2 separate regions of the Homo sapiens genome follow, and region 2 is linked to region 1. The links are chromatin loops, found by intact Hi-C in ENCODE. Cell type or tissue: PC-9. All regions are shown on one strand. Links, peaks and the distances in the headings refer to the core of each region. The heading gives the core; the rest is flanking DNA. Region 1 has its middle 41 kb from the start of GPR78. Region 2 overlaps ACOX3 (acyl-CoA oxidase 3, pristanoyl).

Region 1 (5,327 bases), core at 328-5,327:
ACCCCAAACACGAGAGAGCAGGCATGGCCCATCTTATCTTCCACTGCATCCCCAGTGGGCACAGAGCGGGCTGCCAGTGAAAATTAATTTTTTTTTTGATAGAGTCTCACTGTCACCCAGGCTGGAGTGCAGTGGTGCGATCTCATCTCACTGCGCCACCACACCCGGATGTCCAGTGAGATTTCTGAGTGTAAGAATGAATGGATGAGGCCATCTGTCATGCTTCCCTTTTCATTCCCAACACTCCCCCTTTTCTATGACCCCATAAAAGTGAGCTCTGGCCAGGCACAGTGGCTCATGCCTATAATCTCAACACTTTGGGAGGTCAAGTCAGGAGGATCACTTGAGCCCAGTAGTTCAAGACCAGGCCTGGGCAACATGGCAAAACCCCATCTCCACAAAAAATACAAAACTTAGCCTGGTGTGGTGTGTACCTGTGGTCCCAGCTACTTGGGAGCCTGAGGTGGGAGGATCACTTGAGCCTGGGATTTGAGGTTGCAGTGAGCTGTGATCACACCACGGCACTCCAGCCTGAGTCACAGAGTGAGACCTCTTCTCAAAAATAAAAAATAAGAGCCCTGTATCATTTTTGTGCTCCAACCTCACAAAATAGAGGCAGGGACCTGAGTCCATGTGAACCGGCATATTGGGAAGACAGCTCTCAGATGGGCAGGGTTACTGGATGAGGGGTGATTTGTACCCCAAGTCACTGCAGTGGGTGCTCAAAAGTGGGCTTTCGAATGGGTGATCCTTGAGCTGAGGGCCACAGCGTGACGCAGTCTCTGGAGTGGGGTGCTGGAGTCTCTGGCAGCCTAGGATGGCAGGCGACTCAAGCTGAAGACCCCGAGCAAGGAGTCGGGGCCGGGCACCTGGGCAGGCCCTCCCCACCCCGTGCCTCAGCTTCCCTGCTGTAAGGGGTGGCTTCAGCCAGGGGACTTTGAGTGAATGGGGGCCCAAATGTCACCATCTTTGGAAAAAGCTCTTAGCACAATTAATTTAAGGATCTTGAGATGAGATCCTGCTGAATTGTCCAAGTGAGCCCTAAATCCAGTGGCCAGTGCCACTGAGTCCAGGGCCCAACTGGGGAAGATGCTTGGAGAAGAGAAGCAGGCCCGCAGTGGGGAGGCCCTGGGAACCCACAGGCGGAGTACAGGGATGCGGCCACAAGCCGGGGAATGCCTGGGGCCGCCAGAGGCTGGGAGAGGCGTGAAATGGATTTTCCTGAAGGCCTCTACAATGAACCAACCCAGCTGGCAGCTGGATCCCAGACTTCCGGCCCCCAGAACACACATCTGCTGTTTGAAGCCACTCTGGTGGTGTTTTGTTCGGCAGCCTAGAAACGTGGTCCAGATGCTATCAAGTCTGAAATTCTGGGCTTCTGTACCTTAGAAAGGGACAGATGGATCACACGGGGGAGGTGACACACATGGTGCCCACAGCCCCAGGCCCCGCCCCTGCCCCACCGGAACCTCTCTGTGCCTCAGTTTCCTCCTCTGTAAGACGGGGATAATAGCCACCATCTTTCCCAGGGCTGCTGAGAGGATTGTGCAAGAAGGCGCAGGACTCTGAGAACTCCTGGCATTCTGTAACCGGCTGTTACTGTGTTGTTTTTTCTTGTTTGGGAGCAGAGAGATGGATGTGCTGACTCTGAAACCAAATAAAACCACAGAGGCAGAGGCCTTCATCGCAGGCGAGGAGTGCGACGGCATGTTCAGGATCCAACATTGAGTTAAAGGGAAGCAAGAAGCGAGACAGCCACCCAGGCCGCCCCGGCTTCCTGGTCCTGTGTGTGCACGAGCTGAGCTCATGGGAGTGTGGGTGTCTCTATGCCTCTGCATACCCAGAGACAGGGCAGGAAGTTACTTTCTCTTTGAAAGGCAATTCATACTCTCCTCACAGTGTTTTTCTGTAGTTTCCAAATATCTGACAGTAAATGAGCATTATTTTGAATGTAGGAAAAGCCCCCTCAATCAAACATTATCAATGAGCCTGTTCTTGTAAGAGCAGAGAGAATTTTCCATGTGGCAGCAAATCTCACTGGGAAATCCCCAGCATCTCTAGGTGGATGCGGTATGCCCCGGACACTCTTGAGAGTGGCAGAGTGATGTGCACTGGGCTAGTGAGTCTGCTCTGCAGAACACTCGAGAGCAGGTGATGCCCCAAGAACCCAGCCTCATGGGACCCCAAAGCCTTCTCCTCACTTCCTTCTCCTCTGGTGAAAGAAAGACCGAGGTGCCAAGCAGGTGATGGCTCCTGTGCAATCCTACACATACTCCTTTGGTGCAAACAGGACTAGGGGCAGCTAGAAACCCCCGGGCACTAGGGCATCCCATGTCAGGCTTAAGGCAGCTCAGTCACTACCCTCTGTGTGCACAGAGGAGCTTGGCACTGGAGCTTGCCAGGGCTCTTCTGCAGTGGAACATTCACTGCTTCATCTTCATCCATCATCCACCCGTCACTGGTGATGCTGGGTCCCTTCCTGGGTGCTGGTGGCAAAAAGTGACCACAGGTGATCTCTGACCTCAAGGGGCTCCCATTGAGTAGGAGGGACAGATGGGGGACCCCTCAGTATAGCAAGGACACCGTGGTGCTGACGTGATGCTGGGGATGGCAGATGAGTGTGTCTCAGGCCGTAGACACTGTGTGGCACAGCTGCTGGTGGTCTGGGAGCCAGGACAGGTTGGAGCCGAATTTCAGCAAAGCCGCCAGGAATTGAATTCAGTGCTCATGACTTCACTCTGGGGCTCCTTCCAGCTCCCCTGGTGGCAGGGACCCAGAAGGAACTCACACCTATCAGGCCGGACTGCATGCCAGGCACGTCATACGTCATCCTTTCTGATGCTCACGATGGCCCTGTACAGTTACCATGCCCCTCAGGGAAGTTAGAGAGAGGATCAAAGAGGTTCTGCAATGTGTGTGAAGTCCCACACCGCCAGCAAGTGGCCGTGCTGGGGTTGGAACCCATCTACACCACTGCGGAGCCCATGGCCATGTCCTGGAGCCATTCTTCCTTCTGTCTGGTCCCACCTGCTCTCAGTACCCATCTTATACATCCCCAGAAGTTTTGTTTTCATCAAACGTTGTCTTCAACTCATCCCATGACCCACTGGCAGAGGAAGACAGAGGCCTGAGTCACCAGTGAGCTGGCCACTTGGCACGGTTTGGCCACTGACTCACCTGTGTCCTTGAGCAAGCCACTTGCCTCTCTGGGGTGAGGATGAGGACTGGCGTGAGCACTCCCCCTTCTGCCTGCCCCACATCCAACCATATTTGCTGGGACCACAGACATCTCCTTGGGAACTCATCCCTTATCATCACCCACAGTCTTGATGAGATATCAGTGAGCCTCCACTGGCCTGGCTGGGAGGGGCACACAAAACTCCCCCTGGTCCCCCGTGCTCCCTCCCTGGAGCACAATCTGGAGGCAGAGAACACAGAACGCAGAAGTCACACTCCAGCCCTCCTGCCTCCCTGGGGCCCTGCTCTCACTCTGCTGTCTTCAGACCCTGGTCCCGCAGCATCTCCCTCGCCCCTGCAAGGGCTCCAAGTGCTCTCAGTACCTTCTTCGTTGGCTCCAGTCGGCCAGGGTCAGCTTCCGTTACTTGTAAGTGAAGAACTCTGATGGGCCCAAGGGACTAAGGTTGTTTCTGGATCTCAACTTCCTCACTCAAGAACTTCAGGTGGCTTCCCACTGCCCTCGGATCAGACCCAACCTGGCCTCAGATTCCCCACTTCTGTCCCCACTGCTGCTCAAGCTGCATCCTCACCCCACGCCTGACTGCAGACCTGCCCTGCATGCGCCCTGGATGCCGCCCTCTGCTCTCACCACCACGTCTTCTCTCCCTGGGCCTCCCAAATCTAGTCCATCCCAGGAGGCCAGGGCTGTAAACCCAGGGTTTTGTCTTCCCCATTTCCATCCCACAAGGCCTTGGGGGAAGGTTTGTCCTGAGGTTTGCCAGATTAAAGGCAATAAAGAGCCAGTCTGAGCAAGAAGAGGCCTTTTCTGGGGTCTCTGGAACATTCCTCCTGGTATCCAGAAACACGTGGCTAATGATGCTGACACCCAGGCAGGGCTTGGCCCTGGGCAATTGGGCCGGGGTCTGATCCACAATGACCTCCAGCTCAGGGGACATGTCACCTGAGAATTTGCCCTTCCTACAAGCCAAGACCCCACCTCACCCCACCTGCCGAGGTTCTCTCAGCTCCCCTGACAGCTTCCTTCTATCAGGAAAAGACAGGTCTTCAGCCCCTAGGAGGTTCTCAGCTCCCAGCCCCGCTGACAGCCTTCTCCTATTAGGAAAGAACATGTCTTCAGGCCCTAGGAGGGTCTCAGCTCCCCTTTCCCCTGACAGCCTTCTCCTATCAGGAAAGAACATGTCTTCAGGCCCTAGGAGGGTCTCAGCTCCCCTTTCCCCTGACAGCCTTCTCCTATCAGGAAAGAACATGTCTTCAGGCCCTAGGAGGGTCTCAGCTCCCAGATCCCATGCCTGACTAAGAGCAGTGGCGATGGAGCATGGGGCGTGACAAAAGGTCTGCAGGTGGACAGACAGAATGAATGGAGGGGCTGGAAGCAGGCAGCCTGGTTCCTGGTCCAGGAGTCTCTGTGAAACCATTGCCACTGACCTCCTCACTCTGCCACTTTCACTTTTCGATTGAGTCATTCCGCAGTTTGAACGTGTGCCAGACTTCAGCAATCACAGGAAGGATGAGAGCTCTTCTTGGCCCCAACTCTCCCTTTGTCCTCTGCAACCGATTACATTACACTCGGCTCGGCTAAACCAACCTGAGCAAGCGTGGGAAGGGTGGGTGGATGGTCAGTGTTCTGGAAGGATCTCCCGAGAGTCAGCAGAGCTGAGCTAAGGCCCCAGCTCCACCAGCACAAGCAGATCTCCCAGGCAGCTGTGCTGCCTCTGCGTCCCAGGAATACCTGTACTTTCCTGCCTCTCAGCCTTTGCTCAGGCTGGGCCTTCCACCAGACTGCCCTTCCTGTCTCCATCACTGGACCTTTCCTAGATATGAAACAGGTCCCGGCCAGAGGTGATGGCCCCTCCTCCCCTTCGTCCCCCAGTACTTGTGTGTGCCAGAAAGACCTGGATGGAGAAGGGGACTTGATCTTATAACATGGGGCCAGACAACTGATGTCCTTTCCTTGATCCTACAGCAAATCTGGGACAAAAATTCTATTACCCTCATTAATGAGAAAAGTGAGGTGCAGAGCATTTACCCCCCATGGCTCAGCAGGTGCCTGACTGAGGCAGCAAAGGATGGGTGCCGAGCCTGTCTGGCCCCTGCCCTGTCTGCCTTCCCTCAGTCAGTACCAGCCCTCG
Region 2 (5,337 bases), core at 338-5,337, 110 kb after region 1:
GCTGTGATGGATCATTCTTGGTGCCGAATCATCAGAACCCATTCCCTTCCCAAGGACCTGGTGACTTCTTCCAGCCACTCTTCTGGGAATGCAGAACCAGCCAAGGAGGTGGTGGTGGGAAAGACAGAAGGGATAAATGGAGACAAATGACCGGAGGGTGGGAGGCAACTTTAGCTTTAACAATGTGTGCACATAACAACAATGGCCAATGACAGTCAATAGCACCAAGGTCTAAAACTGAGCAGGGAATCGGTGTGCCGAAGGGAGCAGAAGTGGGACAGAAGTCAAGATAAACAAGAGAGGGGGTGGGTGAGGCCCTATGGCAGTGCTCCCGTGGGTCATTGTCCACTGAGTTACTGATGACACTCACCCCACCCCTACTGTTCACACTAGGGGTCCACGTGCAGCTCCTGGTGGTTTCACCCAGAAATAGCTAACAAACATGTATAAAGCCAAATTCCCTTATTTTTTTCCCCAAATTTGCTCCCTTGGTGTCAGTCCCAGTGGCATCTCCATCCACCCAGGTCCCAAATACAACAGAGTGTAGCACGACCCCTTCCTCTCTTCCTACCTCCCCACCACCCTGACTCACAGAGAGGCCCGTGTTCCCTGTCAGATGCAGGTCAGCAGTGTCCTCAGGCCCAGGAGGGGAGCACGGTGGATGGAGAGTGCTACAGCGTGAGCAGGCAAATGCCAGAAGGTGGCCCCGAGGTGAAGCCACGGTCAAAGCTGAGAACTACAGTCTGACCTGCAGATGCCAATCTGGGAAACTAAATGGAGAGAGTGAAGTCAGGGGGCCAAAACTTGCTACAGGCCAGCCCTGACAAGCCAGAGGGTAGAGGAAGACAAGTGTGAAAAGAGGAGGGTGAAAAGGGACAGGCAGAGAAGGGAGGGGAGCCTGAGGACCTGGCCAAGGCTGGAAACCTGTGCTTTGTTTTCTCCATGTCATTTTGTGATGATGCCCTAACTTAAATAGAACCAACAATAAAAAGCCACTCAGCTCCCTCTCCACCCTCCAGCTCCACCAAGATGGCCTTATCTCAGGCCCTTGTCTTTTACCTGTACTGGCCACCAGATGCCCTGAGCTCTTCCCCTTTAGCCTGCCTTCCAATGTCTACCTAGAAATGGCTTCCCTCTCCCTCTCACTCCTGCAATGGACCCAAATCATTTCCCAGTGGGAAGATATTTTTATTTTTATTTTTTGAGATGGAGTTTCACTCTTGTCACCCAGGCTGGAGTGCAATGGTGCTACCTTGGCTCACTGCAACCTCTACCTCCTGCGTTCAGGCGATTCTCTTGCCTCAGCCTCCCAAGTAGCTGGGATTACAGGCGCCCGCCACCATGCCCAGCTAATTTTTGTATTTTTAGTAGAGATGGGGTTTCACCATGTTGGCCAGGCTGGTCTCAAACTCCTGACCTCAAGTGATCTGCCCACCTCGACCTCCCAAAGTGCTAAGATTATAGGTGTGAGCCACCACACCCAGCCGAAAGATGTTTTTCTAATGTCAGTAACACATGTGAACCCAATTGATTAGTAGTTGTAATTTTGGCAGAAATTGTGACCTAAAGGAGGTGTGAGTTCTGCAATAAATGGTTATTTTATTACTCTCAACAGTATCTCCAAACATTTGAAAAACAGTGGTGTGTATTTTTTATTAGACCATGATTGCTTTGTCTTCAGGCAATCCTTGTTGCTCCTGGGGATTCAGGGACCTTTGCAAAAACACAATAGACCCCTGGCTGGGAAGGCTAGTCTAGACTAAGGATCACTTCCGACTGCTTAGCAGGGTACCTGCCAGGCCCGAAATGATCTTTCAGTCCCTTCCTTCTGCTTTTGCAATCGGACGCTCCCACTGATACCCATAATTATATGTCTGTTTAAATAACAGTAATAACTGTGAAGAAAAATGTTGCCATGGAATCAAGGAGAAGGTATTTCAGAGTAGAACAGAAGTAGACAGAATTTCCAAACATGACCTGAGTATCCCCACCCAGATGTCCTACCAACATCTTAAACTTGATACACATTTAAAATTGTACTTCTCTTTCTCCTCCCCATAACTGAGCTGCACTGCCCATCTTTTAGTTCCCTATAAATGCAAACCTTTGGATTTAGTTTTCCTTGTGCTTTTTTCACTTTTTTTTTTTTAATGCAGAGTCTCACTATGTTGCCCAGGCTAGACTCAAACTCCTGGGCTCAAGTGATTCTCCCGCCTCAGCCTCACGAGTAGTTGGGACTGCAGATGAGAGAACCATGGCGCACAACGCCTGGCTCTTCCTTGTTCTTTACATGGCAAATTGCTAAGTCTAGTTGATTCTGTTGTAATGCCCAACCTTGTTTTTACTAACCCTGTTTTTAGACTCTCCCTTTTCCTTTAATCACCTAGCCTTGTTTCCACCTGAATTAACTCTCCCTTCGCTAAGAGAGCCAGACAGACTCCATCTTCGCTCTTTCACTGGCAGCCCCTTCCTCAAGGACTTAACTTGTGCAAGCTGACTCCCAGCACATCCAAGAATACAATTAACTGATAAGATACTGTGGCGAGCAATATCCGCAATTCCCAGGAATTCGTCTGATTGATAACGCCCAAAGCCCCGCGTCTATCACCTTGTAATAGTCTTAAAGCCCCTGCACCTGGAACTGTTTACTTTCCTGTAACCATTTATCCTTTTAACTTTTTTGCCTACTTTATTTCTGTAAAATTGTTTTAACTAGACTCCCCTCCCCTTTCTAAACCAAAGTATAAAAGAAAATCTAGTCCCTTCTTCGGGGCCGAGAGAACTTTAAGCGTTAGCTGTCTCTTGGCCGCTGGCTAAATAAATGCACTCTTAATTCGTCTCAAAGAGTGGCGTTTTCTCTAACTCGCTCAGGTACAACACTGTCTCTGTAAATTTCATAAGAAGTGTGTGTGTCTTAGTTTGGATCTCCCCAAACAGACCTTGAGACGAGGCTTTGGGTGCAGGTAATTGAAAATGGAGCTGATCTCGGAGTGCACGAGTGAGGAAGTGGAAAGTGTGAGACAAAGAAAAACAAGTAAAGGGTGGGTGATTGAGCTGGTTGCTGCTCTGGTCAATGAGGGCCCACTTCCACTAGGGGCTCTCTGAGAAACTCTGCAGAACCACGGTTCTCAAACTTCAGCAAGCTCTTGGGCATGCCGGGTCTTACTATGTTGCCCAGGCTGGTCTCAAACTCCTGGCCTCAAGCGATCCTCCTGCCTCGGCCTCCGAAAGCGCTGGGATTACAGGCATGAGCCACCACCTAGAGCCTGCTGATTAATTTGAAAATGCCCGGCCCCAGACTGGGGGTCCTGATCCAGTAGCCTTGGAGTGGGCCCCAAGAAGGGCCGCGGTGTGAACTGCATCTCAGAACTACGGCGCTCCGAGAGGGCAGCGACTCGCCAGAGTCGGTCAGCCAGGCCTTGCCTAAAAGCAGAGAAGGCAAGAGTGCCCGGGAGCGCCTGGCGAAGCTTCGTGGCTTCCAGCCCGCCCGGGTGGCAGCGGCGTCCGCGTTTCCAGGGCAACGAGGGTGGCGCGGTTCGATGACGTCAGGGCGCCCGCGGCTCCGCCCCGCCCATGGGACGGACGGAGGCCGAGAGGCGTGGCGGGGGAGCAGTGGGGCCAGGCCAGAGACAGCTGCGCTGTGCGGGCAGCTAGTCCCAGTACTCCGAGTCGGTCGCGGGCCGACAGGCATCCCCTGAGCGCCTGCTGGGTGAGTTGGACGGTGCAGAGCAGCGAGGACCGGGGAGCCCGAAGGTGGAGGCTGCGTTAGCGCCAGGGGCGCGGACGCGACGGGGCGGGAGCGGGGGCACTGAAAGTGCCAGGCCCGGGGGTGTGGGGGCTGTGAGGATTCGCGGGCGGGGGGGCCAGGGTTACCCAGAGCAGGGGCCAGGAGGGCCGGTGGCCCACGTGCTGGGCATTCGGAGGACTTTACACATTGAACTAGGCAGCTGTTCACGAAAGGGAAGTGATTCACATCGCAGAGAAGACTGGAGGCAGCTGTTGCCAGAATAGTGATCTTGAAGCCCCACTTCCTTGCCAGAAACTGCTCCAAGCGTCTCATGTGAATGACAGAAGCCTAGACGGTAGACCCTGGGCACTAGGCAGGCGTCACTGTATTTGGATGACAGTAGCCTCAGACAGTAGACCCTGGGCACTAGGCAGACATCACCATATTTGGAATGCAGCAGCCTAGACAGTAGACCCTGGGCACTAGCCAGGTGTCGCCGTATTTGGAATGCAGCAGCCCAGACAGTAGACCTTGTCTAGACACTGGGCCCTAGCAAGGCATTGTTACTGGCCGGTCTTTGCTCCCAGGGTGGTGGCAGGCCGGTCCCAATGGCAGCAAGGCTCTTGCTCTCTGACCTGGGGTTCTTGGCCTCATGGATTCCAAGGAATGGAACCTTGGGCCATGCGGTGAGTGTTATAGCTCTATTAGAAGCTGTGGGTCACGGAAGAGAACTGTGGAACCCAGCGACTAGTGTTCACCTCAATTAGGATGAACCCAGGCACTTAGCTGTGCGGGAACAATGGCGAGTCTCTAGCCCGGGAGCAGCAACCGGTGCCTCGCTGGATCAGAAGCGCAGTGGACACCCTGCTGGATCTGGAGGGGGGTGGAAGTCAGCGGGGCGTCTGCGACAGCAGCCATCAGCAGTGGTGGATGGCAAGCAAAAGCTCAGCTCAAACCGGAACAAACATGGACCAGAAAAGTGTGCAGTTGCAAGATTTAATATCGTGAAAACAGAGCTCCCATGCAACGGGAGGGGACCCAAAGAGGGTTGCCCGATTCGGCTTGAATGCCTGGGTTTATATCCTGATCATTGTCCCTCCCCCTGTGCTCTCAGGCGACAGATGATCTGATTATTTCTTTACCACCTGTTTTTAGCCTCATTGGTATTTTAGTGAGCTCTCTTTACTACCTGATTGGTCTGGTGTGAGCTGAGTTACAAGCCCCATGTTTAAAGGTGGGTGTGGTCACCTTCCCCAGCTAGGCTTAGGAATTCTTAGTCGGCCTAGGAAGTCCAGCTAGTCCTGTCTCTTAGTACCCCCTCTCAACAGGAAAACCCAAGTGCTGTTGGGGAGGTTGGCCGATGACCGCTGTAACTGCTTCCTGCTGAATTGGGGCGTAGTAGAGGTCATGCAGTTGAGATTTCCTCGGGAGTGGTGCCTTCGATGTCATCAACATCGGAGCATGGGCTAGCAGGCCAGTCCAGGGGTCCACGGTAGATCTTAGTCATGGACTGCATCTGGGGCTCCATTTGAAGAACATTTGTAGTTTCACAGCTTTGATTCTGGAAGAGACAAACTTAACAAGGAGGTTAAAGATACAGGGATTGAAAT

The links. Hi-C counts contacts between places; a loop is a spot of excess contacts. Peaks named below come from ENCODE experiments on the same cell type or tissue, not always from the same donor. Only the 100,000 strongest peaks of a DNase experiment are listed, where the experiment ranks them.
Region 2: a loop joins it to region 1, with 5 times the contacts of the local background. A loop is called at or near these places in 1 of 110 quality-filtered maps.

Annotation. Positions count from the first base shown.
Region 1 is chr4:8,536,713-8,542,039 of GRCh38, reverse strand. No RefSeq gene overlaps it. Among named protein-coding and RNA genes, the nearest start is that of GPR78, 41 kb to the left of the region's middle. RefSeq lists enhancers at 1,594-1,753, 2,024-2,113. In PC-9, for the core only: a CTCF peak has its summit at 2,781; DNase peaks (open chromatin) are centred at 2,819, 3,149 and 4,669; H3K27ac peaks cover 4,152 bases.
Region 2 is chr4:8,426,723-8,432,059 of GRCh38, reverse strand. The region is part of intron 1 of ACOX3 (acyl-CoA oxidase 3, pristanoyl); the gene reads left to right. Among named protein-coding and RNA genes, the nearest start is that of ACOX3, 11 kb to the left of the region's middle. RefSeq lists a silencer at 3,569-3,798. In PC-9, for the core only: a CTCF peak has its summit at 3,061; a DNase peak (open chromatin) is centred at 3,539; H3K4me3 peaks cover 1,617 bases.